Regions from separate parts of the Homo sapiens genome. Here region 2 is linked to region 1. The links are chromatin loops, found by intact Hi-C in ENCODE. Cell type or tissue: CD14-positive monocyte. All regions are shown on one strand. Links, peaks and the distances in the headings refer to the core of each region. The heading gives the core; the rest is flanking DNA.

Region 1 (2,915 bases), core at 195-2,694:
ACATACCATCAGATTCATCCAATTTATTTATAATCCAGTGCCTATTTAGCCTATTCACAGGGCTGTACAATCCTTACCACAATTTAGGACACAGCGTCACCCCCCCAGAAAAAAGTCCTGTACCCATTGGCAGTCCCTCCCATTTATCCCACCCTCAGCCCTAGGCAACCACTAACCTGCTTTCTATCTCAATAGTTTAGCCTGTTCAGGATGTTTTGTATGAATGGAATCACACAACATGTGGTCTTCTATAACGGGTTTTTATCATTTAACATGTTTTCAAGATCACGTTGTAACATGTGTTGGTAATTTATTGGTTTTTATGGTTTCATAATATTCCATTGTTTGGATATACCACATTTTGTTTATCGATTAATGGACATTGGCTTCTTTCTACTTTTTGGTTGTTATTAATGATGTTACTCTGAACATCTGTGTAAAGATTTTTATGTGGACGTATATTTTCATTTCTCTTAACTGTATATCTAGAAGCGGAATCGCTGGGTCATATGATAATGCTGTGTTTATCATTTTGAGTAAAAGTCACACTTTTTAAAGTGGCCACCCTTTTTTACATTACCACCAGCAATGGATGAGGGTTTTAATTTCTCCATATCCTTCCCAACTTTTGTTACTGTATTTCTTTTTTATTATAGCCATCTGAGTGGGTGCGAAGTGGTGTCTTATTGTGGTACCTCTGTGACTTTTGAATTTAAAAATAAGTATAAAATATTTTTAAAGAGGCCGGGCGCAGTGGGTCATGCCTGTAATCCCAGCACTTTGGGAGGCCCAGGCCGGCGGATCACGAGGTCAGGTGTTTGAGACCAGCCTGGCCAGCATGGTGAAACCCCATCTCTACTAAAAATACAAAAATTAGCTGGGCGTGGTGGCACCTGCCTGTAATCCCAGCTACTCGGGAGGCCGAGGCAGGAGAATCGCCTGAACCCAGGAGGCGGAGGTTGCAGTGAGCCGAGATCATGCCACTGCACTCCAGTCTGGGCGACAGAGCAAGACTCCATTTCCAAAAAAAACCATATATATATTTTTAAAGAACCAATGAAATGAAGGAAAAGGAAATCGGTAAGTGAGCCTTTTTTATGAAATTGAAAGCACATGTCTGCAGTTAAACTGAGAAAAAAGTTTGGAGCCCATCTAACCCCTTGACAATTTCATTTCAGGTGGCTTCTATGCAGTTTATTAATATTGTAGTCCATTCAGTAGAAGATATGAATTTCAGAGTTCACCTGCAGTATGAATTTACCAAATTAGGCCTGGACGAATACTTGGACGTGAGTATAGCTGTGACCTTTGGCTCCAATATAAGAATTGACTTATTATTGCCTGCCCTCAAAGGTACGCTTCCATAGCAGCTAAAGAATGCCTAAAGCTCTATGCAGTCAACTACTGTAGTGCTAGTTAAAGGGAACTGAGCTGAGTGATGTACTCTGCCAGAGATGCTGGATTCTTGCAGGGCTCCTGGGATCTCAGGTCATCTTCTGCTAGCAGCCTTTTAGTACGGGAGTCAGATAACCTCTTGCAGCCTTGCTGCAGCTTTCCTCTCCTTTTGAGCTTCATCTGGGTCAAGTCTCATTGCATCCTTCATCTGGGCTATTGGGCAATTTGTGTTCTTGGTTACTCCGGGGACCCCATCTGGGCAGAGAAAGTCAAGCCAAGACTGTAGAGTGATGAGTCAGTGCTTAGAGCATAAAAAAAAAATAATGAGGAAATGGACACCAGAGACTTCCTCCTGAAGCTGCTAAATTCTGCTTCAAGTGTTTGTGGCTTTAGAAGTTCCACTTTTAGTTCTTAGGAGAAGGAGGTTTAAAGTTTCCCTTTTTCTCACTCCCTTGCAGAAGAGTTTAGCCAGTTCCCTGAAGTTCTTCAGTTAAGAAACAGAAACTTGTGAAAATCAGAAATGGTCTTGAAAAGGCTGATGGCTCACACCTGTAATTCCAGCACTTTGGGAGGCTGAGGTGGAGGATCACTTGAGCCTAGGAGTTCAAGACCAGGCTAGGCAACATAGTGAGACCCCATCTATACAAAACACCAAAAAATTAGCCAGGTGTGGTGGTATGTGCCCGTGGCCCCAGCTGCTTGGGAAGCTGAAGTGGGGGGATCATTGGAGTCCAGGATTTCTAGGCTGCAACAAGCTGTGATTGCACCACTGCACTCCAGCTTGGGTGGCAGAGCGAGACCCTGTGTCTAAAACGGAAAAGAAGTGGACCTGAGGATCCAGGCAGTTTTGTTTTCCCTTTTGTATAGGAATGGTCTAGTGATAGAGCAAGAATTGTTGACCTCAATTTCCTTCCTTTTTTTTGAGACAGGGTTTCACTTTGTCAACCAGGCTGGAGTGCAGTGGTGCAATCTTGGCTCACTGCAACCTCTGCTTCCTGGGTTCAAGCGATTCTCATGCCTCAGCCTCCTGAATAGCTGGGATTACAGGCACTATGCCTGGCTAATTTTTGTATTTTTAGTAGAGACTGGGTTTCACCATGTTGGCTAGGCTAGTCTCATACTCCTGCCTCAAGTAATGCACCCAGCCGGTGACCTGAATTTCAAGCCTGTTTCCAGCTGTGAAGAATATAGAAGTACTTCCTTTGGGCATCTCAGGAATTCAGTTGCCCATCTTTGTTAGAGATAAACCCAAGGGATTGCACAGACTGTACCCTCAGTTTATTAGGAGACGGAATCACAGAGGTGGTTACTCTCAACCTGAAGGCCTTGCTTCCTAGACTGGCTGGGCTGCCCTTGAATAGATGGGCCTACTGTTGTCTAAAGACTACTCAGGGAGAGGCGTAATAGATTTCCATTAAAATGTTGTTTGAATTGCTTTCCTTTTTATTTAAAGGCTCATTTATATCACTGGCAGAATATTGTACAGAAAGACTCTTTCTTACTTTGAGATCAAGGTTTGT
Region 2 (2,915 bases), core at 194-2,693, 180 kb before region 1:
ATGCTCAGCTGACTTTTTGTTCGCTGTTTTCTGCAGGGATCTTGAGAATAATGGTTCTTTTTAAGGCCAATTGTTACTTTCTTTCTCACACAAAGGAAAAAAGAGACTATCTTTAGGAAACACTGCTTTAAATCATCTTCCTTGAATATTAATTCTCTGTTGCTTCCTCCAAAAATGGAGAAAATAATCCCTACCCTCATAGGCTTATTATAAGGCTCAATTATGATAATGGTGTGAAAACTTTGAAAATTAGACTTCAGAGAAATTGAGTTAATCTGGGATTATTTATCAATGTCTTAGTAACCAAAAGTTTAAAATGTGTTTTGTTTACCAACTGGTTGCATGTACATGGTTAATCCAAAAGGCTCAGCTTTTCAGCAAATGGAAAAAGATTAACTTCTTTATGGATCACATTATGAGATGAAACACATTTCATTCTAGCTGCTGAAAAAATAGCAACATGTTTTTGAAACCATTGTGATTTTGTATTGCAGTCACTAAAACATCAAATATATCATTTTTATGTTAAAGTGCCCTAATTTGTGTTGTTACATAAAACTTGGAGTACCTTGACCAAATAGAAGAAATTAATGTGCCGCGTGTCTGTTTTAAAGATGAAATCTGAGCCCAGTGTGAGGCTCATGCCTGTAATCCCAGCACTTTGGGAGGCTGAGGCAGGAAGATTGCTTGAGTCCAGGAGTTGGAGACCAGCCCGGGCAACATAGGGAGACCTCATCTCTACAAAAAATAAAAAATAGACAGACATGGTGGCACATGCGTGTAGTCCCAGCTTCTTGGGAGGCTGAGCTGGGACAATTGCTTGAGCCAGAGAGGTCAAGGCTGCAGTGAGCTGTGATCACACCACTGCACTCCTGGTCTGGGCAACAGAGTGAAACCCTATCTTTAAAAAAAAAAAAAAAAAAAAGATTTGAAAATTTAAATCTTGAGAAGGATTCTGAAGATTTTTGAGAAAATATTTTATTCCTCTCTCTGTTATCTGTGTGTATGTGTATATACACATACAATTTTATGAAATGTGGTTTATGTGATTGTTTTCAGTATTTGGCTAATATCTATGTAAAAGAAAAATGGGCCCACAGGCTGAATATGTGTTTTCTCCTCATAAATAGGGGACTGGTGGTTGGTTGCATTTCTTTTTTTTTTTAACAGTCTCAGATGATTCTGTCTTCATTTCCACTTTGCTCCCATTCTGGCATTGCCTGTGTGGATTGAGCATGTGAAAGCTTGACATCATGATTCAATCATTCTCTGATTTTGCAATAATTCAAAGCAGAGCGGAAGCATTGTGAAAGAATCATGCCAGTTTTCTTAAGGTCTGATACACCCATCCTAATTTACAGTATTGTTCTAAAGATGCACCAGGAAACACACATGCATGCACACACACACCCTAGTGAGACATCTGAGGGGATTTGGCTGCCTCCCGTTCCTTTCCTGTCTCCTCCCTTTGTTTCCAGATGCATCAGCAGATGGCCGTCCAAAGCTCTAAATTTGTACCTTGTGTGACCTTTAGCCTGGAGAAAGGCAAATTTATTCTGAGGATAGACTTCCCTGCCATTGCAAGTAGACCTTCTGTCAGTTGTTATAAATAAACTCAAGTCTTTGGATGTTCCTTCTGAGGTTGAATTGGCATAGGGGGCCGTTAATTAAACTGTAGCCTTTCTTGGGACTCTAACAAATTTTAAAGATGAGTAAGACAACATTGGAGGTACTCCCTGATAGTCCTGCAGTGTAGGATAATACAGGAGAAGCTCCAGGATCCATCTCCTGAGAGCTGGCTTTGCAGCGTAGGATAATACAGGAGAAGCTCCAGGATTCATTTCCTGAGAGCTGGCTTCAAAAGAAGTTTTCAGGTTGCATGGCAGGCATTGACATGGACTTTGGAGTCAGGCAGACCCGGGCTTGAGTTCTGCCTCTGCTCTATACTAGCAGCGCTTACCTCATGGAGCTGTTAGCATTAAATGAGGAGGTATTTATCTATCTGTCATTTCCCAGAACTGATCCAGGACCTAATAGGCGCTGAATAAATGGTAGGCCACTTAATTTTATATCACAAGAGCACATTCTTAAATCTTTATTCAAGGACAGGAGGCCCTGGAACTAACTAATGAAGGAAAGGGAAATTGCTGTGTGCCATCAAGCAGAGGATCAGAAAAAGAATATGAGAATAATTTTATTAGCACTTACAATTCACTGCGTTTCAACTATTGCAAAATAACAGTATGCAAGAGTGTAGGTTGTCTTACAGAAATGATGTGCTCTTGTTTGTGGCAGCTCATTTTAGGGGAGAAGTCATCTAGGTTACCATGTGTTTGTAGAGCAGAAGACTTAAAAGTGGACAAAGGAAGTTGGCATTATTCTGGAGGATAGAAAATCAACCCAACTTCTCTTCTCTTCCCACCACTGGACTCTGGGTGAGCTTGAGAATGGGAAGTCTTTTCTGTTGCCTAGTGAGTCAACTCTTAATGTAGTCTACCGTGGACATCAGGGTTGGTCTGAATGTAAAGTTGCATGCCCCTGGACACAGTGCTTGGGTGAGAGATGACAGAGGAACAGCTGGACAAAGTAAATGGGGTGAGAATAATGGCCTGGAGGTCCTTGGGGAAAACTTGTCACCACCTTAGGTTGGCTGTGACTATTTACTAATATGAGCTGTGATCAGAGGCTGAGGGATAAAGCAGGCCAACATTTCCTTTTCTTCTTATTACTGATTTCTTCTAGTTCTTCCCCCATAATTGGCCCCAACCTTCTAAAGAAAAGGCTCTGCAGACAGCAGTGGGGGAAAATCAGTCTGATGTAGTCTGGAGAAAATCTTTGTCCTGCCCTGTTTTCCTGTAGCTTTGAAAATCTCAAATGCAAGGCCAAACAACGAATTATTATTAACGTGATAGAGG

What was found. Hi-C counts contacts between places; a loop is a spot of excess contacts. Peaks named below come from ENCODE experiments on the same cell type or tissue, not always from the same donor. Only the 100,000 strongest peaks of a DNase experiment are listed, where the experiment ranks them.
Region 2: it touches region 1 in a loop (3-fold over the local background); 5 of 110 quality-filtered maps call a loop at or near these places.

Annotation. Positions count from the first base shown.
Region 1 is chr2:152,610,317-152,613,231 of GRCh38, forward strand. FMNL2 (formin like 2) reads left to right here. Exons shown (of 26, transcript NM_052905.4): 11 at 1,179-1,289. Among named protein-coding and RNA genes, the nearest start is that of PRPF40A, 110 kb to the right of the region's middle. RefSeq lists an enhancer at 1,986-2,065. In CD14-positive monocyte, for the core only: no CTCF peak of the experiment used is centred there; DNase peaks (open chromatin) are centred at 1,715 and 2,285; H3K4me3 peaks cover 1,568 bases; H3K27ac peaks cover 1,627 bases.
Region 2 is chr2:152,431,061-152,433,975 of GRCh38, forward strand. All of the region lies in intron 1 of FMNL2 (formin like 2), which reads left to right. Among named protein-coding and RNA genes, the nearest start is that of FMNL2, 97 kb to the left of the region's middle. In CD14-positive monocyte, for the core only: no CTCF peak of the experiment used is centred there; DNase peaks (open chromatin) are centred at 1,281 and 2,461; H3K4me3 peaks cover 816 bases; H3K27ac peaks cover 2,263 bases.